Regions from separate parts of the Homo sapiens genome. Here region 2 is linked to region 1. A link is a loop called in an ENCODE intact Hi-C map of the cell type or tissue named here. Cell type or tissue: OCI-LY7. All regions are shown on one strand. Links, peaks and the distances in the headings refer to the core of each region. The heading gives the core; the rest is flanking DNA.

The links. Peaks named below come from ENCODE experiments on the same cell type or tissue, not always from the same donor. Only the 100,000 strongest peaks of a DNase experiment are listed, where the experiment ranks them.
Region 2: a loop joins it to region 1, with 9 times the contacts of the local background. A loop is called at or near these places in 6 of 110 quality-filtered maps.

Annotation. Positions count from the first base shown.
Region 1 is chr14:61,641,973-61,647,357 of GRCh38, reverse strand. All of the region lies in intron 1 of LINC03033 (long intergenic non-protein coding RNA 3033), which reads right to left. Among named protein-coding and RNA genes, the nearest start is that of HIF1A, 51 kb to the left of the region's middle. In OCI-LY7, for the core only: no CTCF peak of the experiment used is centred there; DNase peaks (open chromatin) are centred at 2,357, 2,837 and 4,807; H3K4me3 peaks cover 2,164 bases; H3K27ac peaks cover 3,501 bases.
Region 2 is chr14:61,549,757-61,555,141 of GRCh38, reverse strand. PRKCH (protein kinase C eta) reads right to left here. Exons shown (of 14, transcript NM_006255.5): 14 at 4,166-5,385. The coding sequence ends at 5,311. Among named protein-coding and RNA genes, the nearest start is that of PRKCH-AS2, 7.0 kb to the right of the region's middle. RefSeq lists enhancers at 2,269-2,318, 2,213-2,722, 2,723-3,233. In OCI-LY7, for the core only: no CTCF peak of the experiment used is centred there; a DNase peak (open chromatin) is centred at 2,051; H3K4me3 peaks cover 1,548 bases; H3K27ac peaks cover 3,232 bases.

The DNA of each region.
Region 1 (5,385 bases), core at 327-5,326:
AGCAATTGACCTCACAATCAATTTAGGAAAGGCTCTGGTAATTTTTGTGCACATGCATGGTAGGGGAGGGATCTGTTTATAGTCAAGTAGGATAATCCAATAACCATTGACAGAAATAGTCTTTTCTTGTCTTTAATGAATAAAAAGAACAACAGACTTCATTTTAATATCTAGGCTCTTAGATCAATCAATGGGCTAAGTACTGAAACAGTTTAAAAATCTATGAATTGAACTGCATGAACATGAATCTGTGCATTAAATTCTATGGACATAAAATGAATCCGTTCAAAAACAAGTTTGGGCAGTTTACATCTGGTATGTAGTGTTTTCAGAGTAAGGTTTTAAGGTTTAAGAGGTTTGAAAACTCTGTATCCCAGCCAGAGAATGCTTATCTGCTTTATGCTAGTTTTTACCTGCAGAATTTTTGTCTCTGTGACATCATATATTCATTTGCTGCTATATTTTAGAATGCATTGCACAACAGTGGGAACTGATCTAAGAAGGTTAATCATATTCTGGCAGTCGCTGAGCAGGCTGGCAATTAATGAGAAAGTTTGAAGAAGAATGTTATTTCAGAATACACCACAGCCTATTCTATAGGGTCAAGTTGACTTTTTATTTTCATTTGGTTGCTTATATAAACAGTGAAAGTGCAAAAATCCTCAAGGACTGACAAGCAAAGATTAATATTGTGTTTACAAAATAAGCAAACACAAAATATCCACAATGCTTTCACACACACACACACACACACACACACACATGCACACACATATACACATACATGCGTGCACAAACACATCTTTGTTGCAACCTGTTCATCTTGGGCTAGAAGTATGTGTGGGACGTGACTAGAGCTATCCGTGAGGATCATCAGGATTTCAAATAACTTGCAATGATTGGTATCAGTTATAAAAACACTGAATTATCCAACTGATCATGGCTAGAGTATAGTTTGGAAACCATTTATAAATAAAACTACATTCTAGTCACAACAATTTAATAATATAAATATATAGAGAAATTTAAATATACAAACATTTCAAGTAAATGCTAATTGTGACCTAATGTCTTTACTAGAGAAGAATAATATGAAAATTCATCTAGTGTTCTGTTTATAACTCTAATGCAAAAGATAGTTCTCTATTAGTTGAGTCAAATGTTTGTATCTCGATTACAGGCATCAGAACTTTGAGGTCTTTACTGACCTACACTCCTATCAAGACAAAAAAAAAGGAAGAAGTGTGGCATTTATTTGTCCATTAGTTCATTCATTCATTCTGCAAATATTCAGCATTTACCTTGTACGTGGCATTGAATTTGGCCCGAAGAACAGATAACCTAATGGTGTTTGGAGAATTGAAATAGTTATACTGCAAGTAATCTAATTGATTAAATCTTCTTATTTAAAGTTGAAGACTGAGGCAAATTAAAGCAGCCAAACAATTTTGGCTAGTTTTACCCATGCACTCTCGTTATGTCCATACCCACCTTCCACTAAACTTCTCTTGTCATTCTTCCCTATTTTCTAACCATTATTATAACTCCAACAGATATATTGTCATTTGCATTTATATACAATTAAGTTGGTCAATGATCCTAATCCATTCACTTCAACTACATAAGTACAATGTTAGTGAAATAAATGTGTCATTTAAAAATGAGGTCTGATCATACCATAAGACAGGGCAAAAAGGAAAATAAAGAAAATGAGGTCTAAGGTTAAAATATTTCATTAAAAAACATCAAAACTGAACACAGAAATGATCACAATAGAAGCAGACAGCCATTCCTTAGAACCTCTTTCTACTGTCTATTTCCTGAAATGGTTTTTCTCTAGTTTATTTCATTTTGTATCACAGATGACTATTTGGTTTAGTGTGTCTAATTCCTCTGCAATTAGATTTGCAGAACATATTACTTCATTTTAATAAAAAGTTTTTGAATCACAGCCAAATTGCTGTAGGACAAGCAGATTTTGTTTTCTTACAATTTCATTAGTAAAAAAAAAATGAGGATACCAATATTGAAATGTCACAAATATGGAATTTTAAGTCAAACATCTGTGTTCCCTTAAAGGAGAATATCTTTTCTGAAGCTTGGGAGCCTCCATTAGTGAACAAATTAGTTAAACAGACATTTGCAATGAAAAAAAAAAATCCCATCAGTTTTGTTGAATTATTTTTGTTTTATTATGGGTTTATTTCATTATTAAAAGTAGAAAAAATGCATAAAATAATAGAAGAATAAGAAATAAAACAATTACTTGAGGCTGTACTAGGCAAATGATTCTGATGTGCTTCACTGAACACAGGATGTAACCTGAGCCCCTGTCCCTGGCTTGACAGAGCATCTGTTTCTCACAGATGCCTGAAAAACACCCTGCTCCTCTAGATGCTGGGGCGCTTTTCTGAGCATTGCATTACCTTTATCAAAGAGTGCAAACACGTATTCTATTTGTAAGGGATGGATGAATGTAGATGGTTGTGTTGTGCATACCATCTATATCCTTCTATGTATATATGCTCTTGTACCCAAAAGAAAAGTCACACTTAATTCATGGTCCATGGCTGTACAAACAACAAGAAATACCACATCTAGTACTGCAAAAAAGCAAGTGGAAGAACCAGTATCTCTTATTTAGATATACTGTAGTAGTAAAAGAGAACATACCCAGTACAAAGGAAGGGGCATCTGCTTTTCTTAGTTCTGGGGATTGCTATGTTTAATAACTTCAGAGGAACACTGATGAGGTGGAAGGCAAGTGCATGTCTCTTTTTTCCCCCTACTGCATACAGAGCCCTGGTACAGAGCACTCAGTGGATGCTCATAAATATTTGTTGAGTGAATGAAAGGAGAACAACTAGAATTGTGATGCATTTCTAAAACAGGACTAAAACAGGCCATGTGGTTAAAGTAAATGAAGATACTTAGCCAGAGAGGAGGAGACTTAGGGAGCACAACAGTTCTCTTTGTATTTGAAATAAATTTTCACATAGAGGAAGGGCTAGACTCACTCTGAGTGACCTAGGGAACAAAATAAGCAACTGTATAAAGAGGAACATGAAATTAGAGCTGCCCCAAATGGAAGAGTAACCACTGGAATAACTCTTGTTAACCATTCTAATTCTTACCTAGTTTCTACATCTTCCTGTCACCAAAGTTGCTCATTCATTCACCCATTCATTCAAAAACACATATTTACATGGGTGAACACATCTCCAAACTCATCAAACTGTATACATTAAATATGTACAGCTTTTTGTATGACAATCATATCTCAATAAAGTAGTTTTAACAACAGCCACCACCACCAAAAGTCCCCCCAAAAAATACATATTGAGAACCTTCATGCTTACAGGTACTCTATCAGGTTCTGGGGAAATAACTGTGAACCCAAGAAACGTGGCCTCTTTTCTCATTCAGTTTATAAGCTGGTGAAGGAAACAGACAAGACAGTCAGACAAATCCTTTACAAATGATCATGCAACTTTGGTTTCAGTAAAGTCAGTTGCTTAAATCAAAGTTGCATGATCATTTGTAAAGGATACCAAAAAGGGAAATCCTGAATCATGTGTAAGGGCTAGACAGGATGATCTCACTAGTCTTTCCAACTGTTGAGATTCCTAGGATACTATGCTTTCTCCCTGCATTCTCATCTCAGTAAGTTGTCCCGTGATGACACCCAGAAGTCATTATGTTCAACCTCATCCTCCTCATCTCTACTTTCAAGTCACTAGTGACTCCTGATCATTCTAATTCTAGTTCCCACGCTCATCACAAGGTTGTCCTCATGGTGGCTGGCTGACACCTCCTGAGTCCGCATCTCCGGTCTAGTAGTGTGCAACTCATAAAGTGCAGCACTCCATGAGATCCTAATGCAGTTGGTTTGCTGATCATAGGTTCAGAAATAAGATTCTTCTGTGTGATGGGTTGAATGGTGGTCCCCACACAGATATATCCATGTCCAAATCCCTGGAAACTGTGAATGCTACCTTACTTGGAAAAAGTCTCTGCAGATGTAATTAAGGATCTTGAGATGAGATCTTCCTGGATTCCCCAGTGGGCCTTAACTCCAGTCCCAAGTGTCCCTCTAAGAGACAGAAGAGGACACAACAAACACACAGAGGAGAAGGCAATATGAAGATGGAGTCAGAGAATGAATGGATGTGGCCACGAGCCAAGGAAGCCAAGGACTGGCAATAGCCACCAGAGGCTTGAAAAGGCAAGGAAGGATTCTCCCCTGTAGCCTCCAGGAGGAGTGTGATGATACCTTGATTTCAGACTTCTGGTCTCTATAATGATGAGAAAATAATTTTTCTGTTGTTTTAAGCCTCTTAGTTTGTGGCAATTTGTTTAGAAGCCCTAAAATACTAACCCATTATGCCTCCCACCATCCAATACAAACAGTTCATCACAGTGCTATCAGGGGGATCTTGCTAAACGTGAATCTGACCAACATATACTCCCGCTTTAAACCCCTTGTCTCTCTGCAACCCGTAGGCAGCACTCCCTTTCCTTGCCATGATGCCATGAAAGACTGTTCACTTGTATGACACACTTCCCTCGGGGGACACAGGTGATGCTCAACTCATAGCATGATGAAGTCAATGCCTCTGTCCCTCCCACTCAAGAATTCATATGAGAATGGAACTGATGAAACTTTTACAGGGATAGATACTCTAATTTAATTTAAACAAAATAAAAACAGAAAAGAAATCATCTTCAGTCTGCTCCTGCTGTTAGGTTACTTGGAACACACCTCCATGCATCGTGCTCCACTGACTGCTGCCCTGCCTTCCTCTCCAGCTGCCTCCTAGAGCACGTTTTGCTTCAGCAGTGCTGACTCACATTTAGTGCCTAGGACACATGGTAGTCATTTGTGTGTCTTTGCCTTTGCACGTCTTGTTCCCTTTGCTTGGAATGCCCTTCCCACACATAGCCACCTCACAAACTCCTATTCATCTCATAAAGCCAAATTCGTATTCCATTTACTCCAGGAAGCCTTTTTGCCCACTTACATTTTGATCATTCCCTTTCTTATGCAACGATCTTACTGTTTATAAAATATAAAGTTTTATTTTATTACATCATATTGTAATTCTTTGTTTATGTATCCATTTCTTTGAAAGCCAGGCCATATTAAACTCATTTTATTCAGCCTTAAAGAAAAGAAAAAAAGAAGAATGGGTGTGGATGGGTGTGGAGGACATGCTGAGTGAAATATGCCAGACACAGAAAGAAAAATATTGCATGATCTCACGTATATGTGGATTAGTTTTAAAAAGAGGTCTCATATACAGAAACAGTGAGTAAAATAGTGGTTACTATGGGCAAGGGGAGGAGAGGAAATGCAGTGATATGGGTCAAAGGATATAAAGTAGC
Region 2 (5,385 bases), core at 153-5,152, 92 kb after region 1:
AAAAGCCATTTGGGAAAATTGTGGATATTTCTTGGCCTCAAAGGAGAGCAGCAGAATATCAAACTTAAGGCTGAACCTGTATGTCAGTTGGGGCAGGATGGACTCAAAACATCCTAGGAAAAGAATAAGGTCTCCTGAGGAGGTTCTGCAGCCAGTTAGAAAAGTGAAATCCCTCCAAATTGGAGTGGCATGGCATCGGCATCCAAAGGGATGGGCATCATGGAGAGCACGAGTGTCCCTCTCTGTCCATTTTCAGATGGACATCACAAGCAACCTTCCCTTAGCCCTCTGTGGGAGAGCTGACGATAATAATAGCCAACATCGATTGAGCATTTCTGTGTCCCAGCCCTGTGGCAAACGCTTGACAATGTATCACAGTTAATCCCTGCAGTATTAACAGAAGGCAGGCAGGCGCTATGCTCACTCCCATTTCACAAATGAGAAAGTTGAAATTGGAGAAAGAACTAGCTTTTCTCAAGAACATTCAGTAAGTGTGGATTCAGCCCCCAGGGCTGCCCACTACTCTTACCAGCCAGGGCTCTTACCCATGTGACATCTTGCCCCCTAGACTGCACGGGCAGCATAGGGTAGGGTGGCTCACCTAGGCACTCAGTGCTGCTGACACAGGGTGATGCCAAAGACGCAGAAACACATGGGAAAGGTGACTGCCATTTCTGGGCTCTAAAAGAGCCTATAAAATAAATATGCAAATCAAAATTTTATGCCATCTTGATGGTTGGAAAACTGGCTATATAACAGTTTGGCTCTAAGAATCAAGTGGTGCAGGGAGAGAGAGTGCAGAACCGACGTACTCGGTAGGGGAGTAAAGAGCCAGGAAGCAGGAGGAGGGAAAGAACAGTTGGCAGGGCAGTGGAGGTGAAGAGGTGGGGACGGGATAAAGCCCAGGGTAGCTCCCTTAGCTTTGGTTACAATTCAACAAAGGAACAAAAGGAGACTACAAAGCTCCCTTTACAGCTGCACTCTGGCCAGCTTTGGCCAACTTGCAACTCAATTCAGAGGAACATCTCAGCAAAGGGCTCATTTTCATCACAAACATCTACTACAGTTGTACTGGAGTCTTATCCTTGGATGATGTAAAATGAGAAGTTACAGGGCCCAGTGTGACCCTGAGCCGGGGGCAATCACTGTGGGCTGTCTAGTCATTTTAAGTCAACATTGCTAGATTAAGCAACCAGGATGACCAAACCTGGGAATAATGAACAGCTTTATCATGTTGGCATGTGAAATGGTCAAATCCGTGGCTGGAATATTTTCAAGGCAATGTGTACCCAATTAAGATCCGGGGTGTGGTGGCTCATGCCTGTAATTCCAGCACTTTGGGAGGCCGAGGCGGGCAGATCATCTGAGGTCAGGATTCAATTAAGATCAATAAATGACAAATGGGATGCTTTTATTTTTGCTTTGCTTTTTTTTGTTTTGTTTTGAGACAGGGTCTCCCTCTGTCGCCCAGGCTGGAGTGCAGTGGCGTGATCTCAGCTCATTGCAGCCTCCACCTCCAGGGTTGAAACTATTCTCCTGCCTCAGCCTCCTGAGTAGCTGGGATTACAGGCGCCCACCACCACGCCCGGCTAACTTTTGTAATTTTTTAGTAGAGACGGGGTTTCACCATGTTGGCCAGGCTGGTCTTGAGCTCCTGATCTCAAGTTATCCACCTACCTCGGCCTCCCAAAGTACTGAGATTACAGGCGTGAGCCACCGTGCCTGGTCTATTTTTGCTCTTTTCTTTGCTAACATGTTACACCAGCTCAGCTTCATAGCTGTAAACATGCAGCTGCCAAGGTAGGTTCCAGGCTGCGCACCTTCTTCCTGACGCTGCTGCATGAGCTGGCGGGGTGGGTGATGAAGAGTTACTAAAACATGAAGTGGCTCCTCTACGAGGGGAGAAAGGGCTGGAAACTCCACCAAGGCTCAGAAGTTACCCCAGGGGTTCAGATGGGGCTCACGGGATTCAGAGAGAACCAGACTACTTCCTCTTCCCCTATTCAGGGAGGTTGAAGTCCTGATTGCATCACCCTGGCCTGCCCCAGTTCCAAGAACTGGGGTTAGCAGCTCCAGCCCCTTGATATGCAAATCATGCAGTCCCACTGCTGATAAATTGTTCTACCCAGGGGAGGGCTAATACTGTCCTGCCCAGCTGGCAGTTTATCTTGGTGCTTCCTGCCAACCCCACAAAGGTGGAAAAATAGAATTCGCTTTCATAGAAGAACCTCACTGAACTGAGCTAAAAGTAGGGACTCTGGAGTTAAACTGCTTGATCCAAATCCTAACCCCACTGCTTTAGTTGTGTGAATTTAGACAAGTGACTTAATCTCTTGTACTTCACTTTCCCCCATCTGTACAATGAAACTGAGAGTACCCACCTCATGGGGGGTATTGAATAAGTAAATACACTTAAAGTATTTAGAACAGGGCTTCACATGTAATAAACATGCAACATGTTAGCCATTAAGTGAAAGCAACTTTGGCAGTCAAAGGCTGACCCACATCCCAAAGCAAAGGCTTGAAGTTATTGTCCTTTCAAACACTCAAGGCCATGTGTCTAATTCAGTTAGGTCACCGTGGAATAGCTTGGGAGAGCAGGAGCAAATGGGTGTGGGATGAGGACTGGCTGGGAAGGACAGTGGGATGATAAGGCCTGACGATGTCTTAAGATGGACCTGAGGGAGTGAAAGGTCCCAATGTGACCTCGTCTTGACCTCCATGCTGCCCACTGTGCTGAGGGAACCCAGCAGCCCCAGTGGACTCTGGCCCAGTTGCCTGAATGGCTCGCTACCTGCTCTGTGCCAGCCTTCTTCAGGAAGTGTGGGCAAGACAGCCTTGTGATCCCTTGGAAGGGGATGCCAGGTCTAGCAGAACTGAAGAAAGATGTGAAGTAGAATTGTAACCAGGAATTGAAGACTCATTTGAGCTTTAGGTAAATATCCTGTGTATCTTCTCTCTTCTCAGATATAAACATTAGCTATTGAATAACCTGATAGGCATGGAATAAATAGCCTCAAAAGAATGGACTCAACCCAAACTGGGGAACCCAGGTAGTGGGCTTGAGAAGCAATTGTGAAGAAGGAAGCTGCTGAGTGATCACAGACTTACCAAAGACAGTGTTTTGGCTCTGCGTGGCTATGATAATGAGTTTTGTGAATGAAACAGGAGGCATGCTTTATTTTTCGTGGTTGTTTACCAGAGTGGAGTGAACCATAACAAAAAGTTAATCAATCCCACAGAGCAATAGAAGACCCAAAGTGGAGGAGCTATGAAGGCCAAAAAAGTCCCAAAGTCAGAATGATCCTTCCCTTTCCCAGACTACAGCATCAAAGATTTAGACCCTAGAGCTGGATCTACTCTTTACCAAGCCTGAACCCTTTGGGAAACCAATGAACTCAACTTCTCTGAGCCTCTCTTGCCATTTGTAGTATGTACTGCAGTACTCACACTATCATCAGTGGGAATAGTGGGCACGTCATGAAGATCTAGTGGCATGATGTGGGTGAGAGTGATGACTATGAGTGGTAAGTGCTACACAAATGGAAAGGGAAGTTCCTAGCTACTCTATTCATTCAAAAGTAAGTGTTCGCATTGGAATGCAAAAAAAAGAACCTATGACAGAGAAGAGACTGTCAGTACTAGCCAGCTACTCCTCAGCTGCTCTATAATTCCCCTATCCCGTCTGTAGTTAGAGGGAAGCCATGTTTTAGCCAGTCATTGTGAGAAGAGGTGAGGTGTGTCCCTCCTAGGAGAGGCAGGCAGGCAGCCGGCGCCCCCTCCATGTCTCTTCCTTGCTCTGGAGACTTTGGAAAGCTACATTTTCCAGATAGTGTAGTTATAAGATGGAGGAAGATTGTTGAACTTACATGCTACTTTATGTGAATGAGAAATAAACATTTATGGTGTCTAGCCCCTGAGATCTTGAGGGTTGGTCTGTTACAGCTATGCTTAGCAGTCATCACCCTCATTCAGGACAGAAGTTTTGGTCAGTAAGAGACAGGCCACATCTACTTCAGAGAATCACAGAAGAACTTACATCAACCTCTCCTCTCAGGAATTTTCTGTGAGTTGAGTTCTACCCATTCTGCTCAAGGTTTTATTTTGATTGGAAATCTACTGTCTTAGTGGGAAGGAGACAAATCATTCTAGTCAAAACACTTCCTTTTGCTACAAAATGCATTTATTTCCAGTCAGACAAAATTCTTGAACTGTATATTCGGGTACATATTATAAGGTCATCTTTGATATATGCCCTGTTTACAAGATCCATTTCTAATTATTAAAGTGAATATCAAACACACATCTTTGCATCTTAAAACATAAATAAACTGCTAATGTTTATAAGCCACAAATCTGGTCACTGACATGAGTGGCCTGCAATTCTTCAGTGATGAGCACACGGCGATACAGACAAGATCAGATTACCCAGGTAGGCAGGCAGCAGGCACCTGTAATTCACCCGCTGACTGTGCTGTTGTGGCAGTGACCCTTCTTGTGAAAAAAGAGTTATGTGCAGACAAAAGTGTGACATATGCAACGTGGAGAGGCATTTCACAGAATGCAAACACCATTCAGGTAAATTAGTAGACTCCAGAATGAATGAAAGCTTCATGAATGCAAACCTGTTGTTTACAATACTGGGCATTGTGGCACCTTTTCACTGGACAGTTTAATAAATATCTATTAAAGAAAGTAAGGATAAGAGAAGAAGCTGAAGCAGTCGTCTTGGTGCACAACATATTTTCAAGATTGGGCTTTAGGTTGTGAGTTTCAGAGATACCATTGTTTGTTTCTTCAGAGTAAATCATTCTATTTGGAAAGCCCTTCATTTCCTTAAAAAGACCTTTAAATTCTTCATTAGCATTAAGAGACTTCTTGTAGACTGCCAGGAATTGGGGTTCATTGGCTTAAAGAAGAGCACAGCACAGTTGACAGAACGTCTTGGTTTGTCTCTTGAATTAAGAAGCCTGATTGGCTCAGAATTTCTCAGATCTACTTTATTCTTCACACTTTCCCTCCTTTTGGCTCCTGTTAACATCCCAAGCCCACAGAGACAGACGCTCATAGGTGGAGCGGTATACTTCATAAAATCTCATTTCATTATCAACTATTTCTAGTGCCATGGCTCCCTCTGGACTCTAAATAGTTGATATCTGAAAGTTCCATCCTTCACAGAGTTCTTCACTTGCTCCTTGAAGGTAAGGTTCTTGTTCTAAGGCTGATGCTGGGAAGGTCCCATAGAGGAAATTCCTGGAGAATCTCTATTCCCTTTGGGTTCTCGTGCCCTCTCTCTCACTCCCCATAAGGCTATGGTTGCAATTCTGGAGACACATAGGAAAAGTTTCTAAACTCATCCTGGTTAATCATTGGAAGATGTCCCTC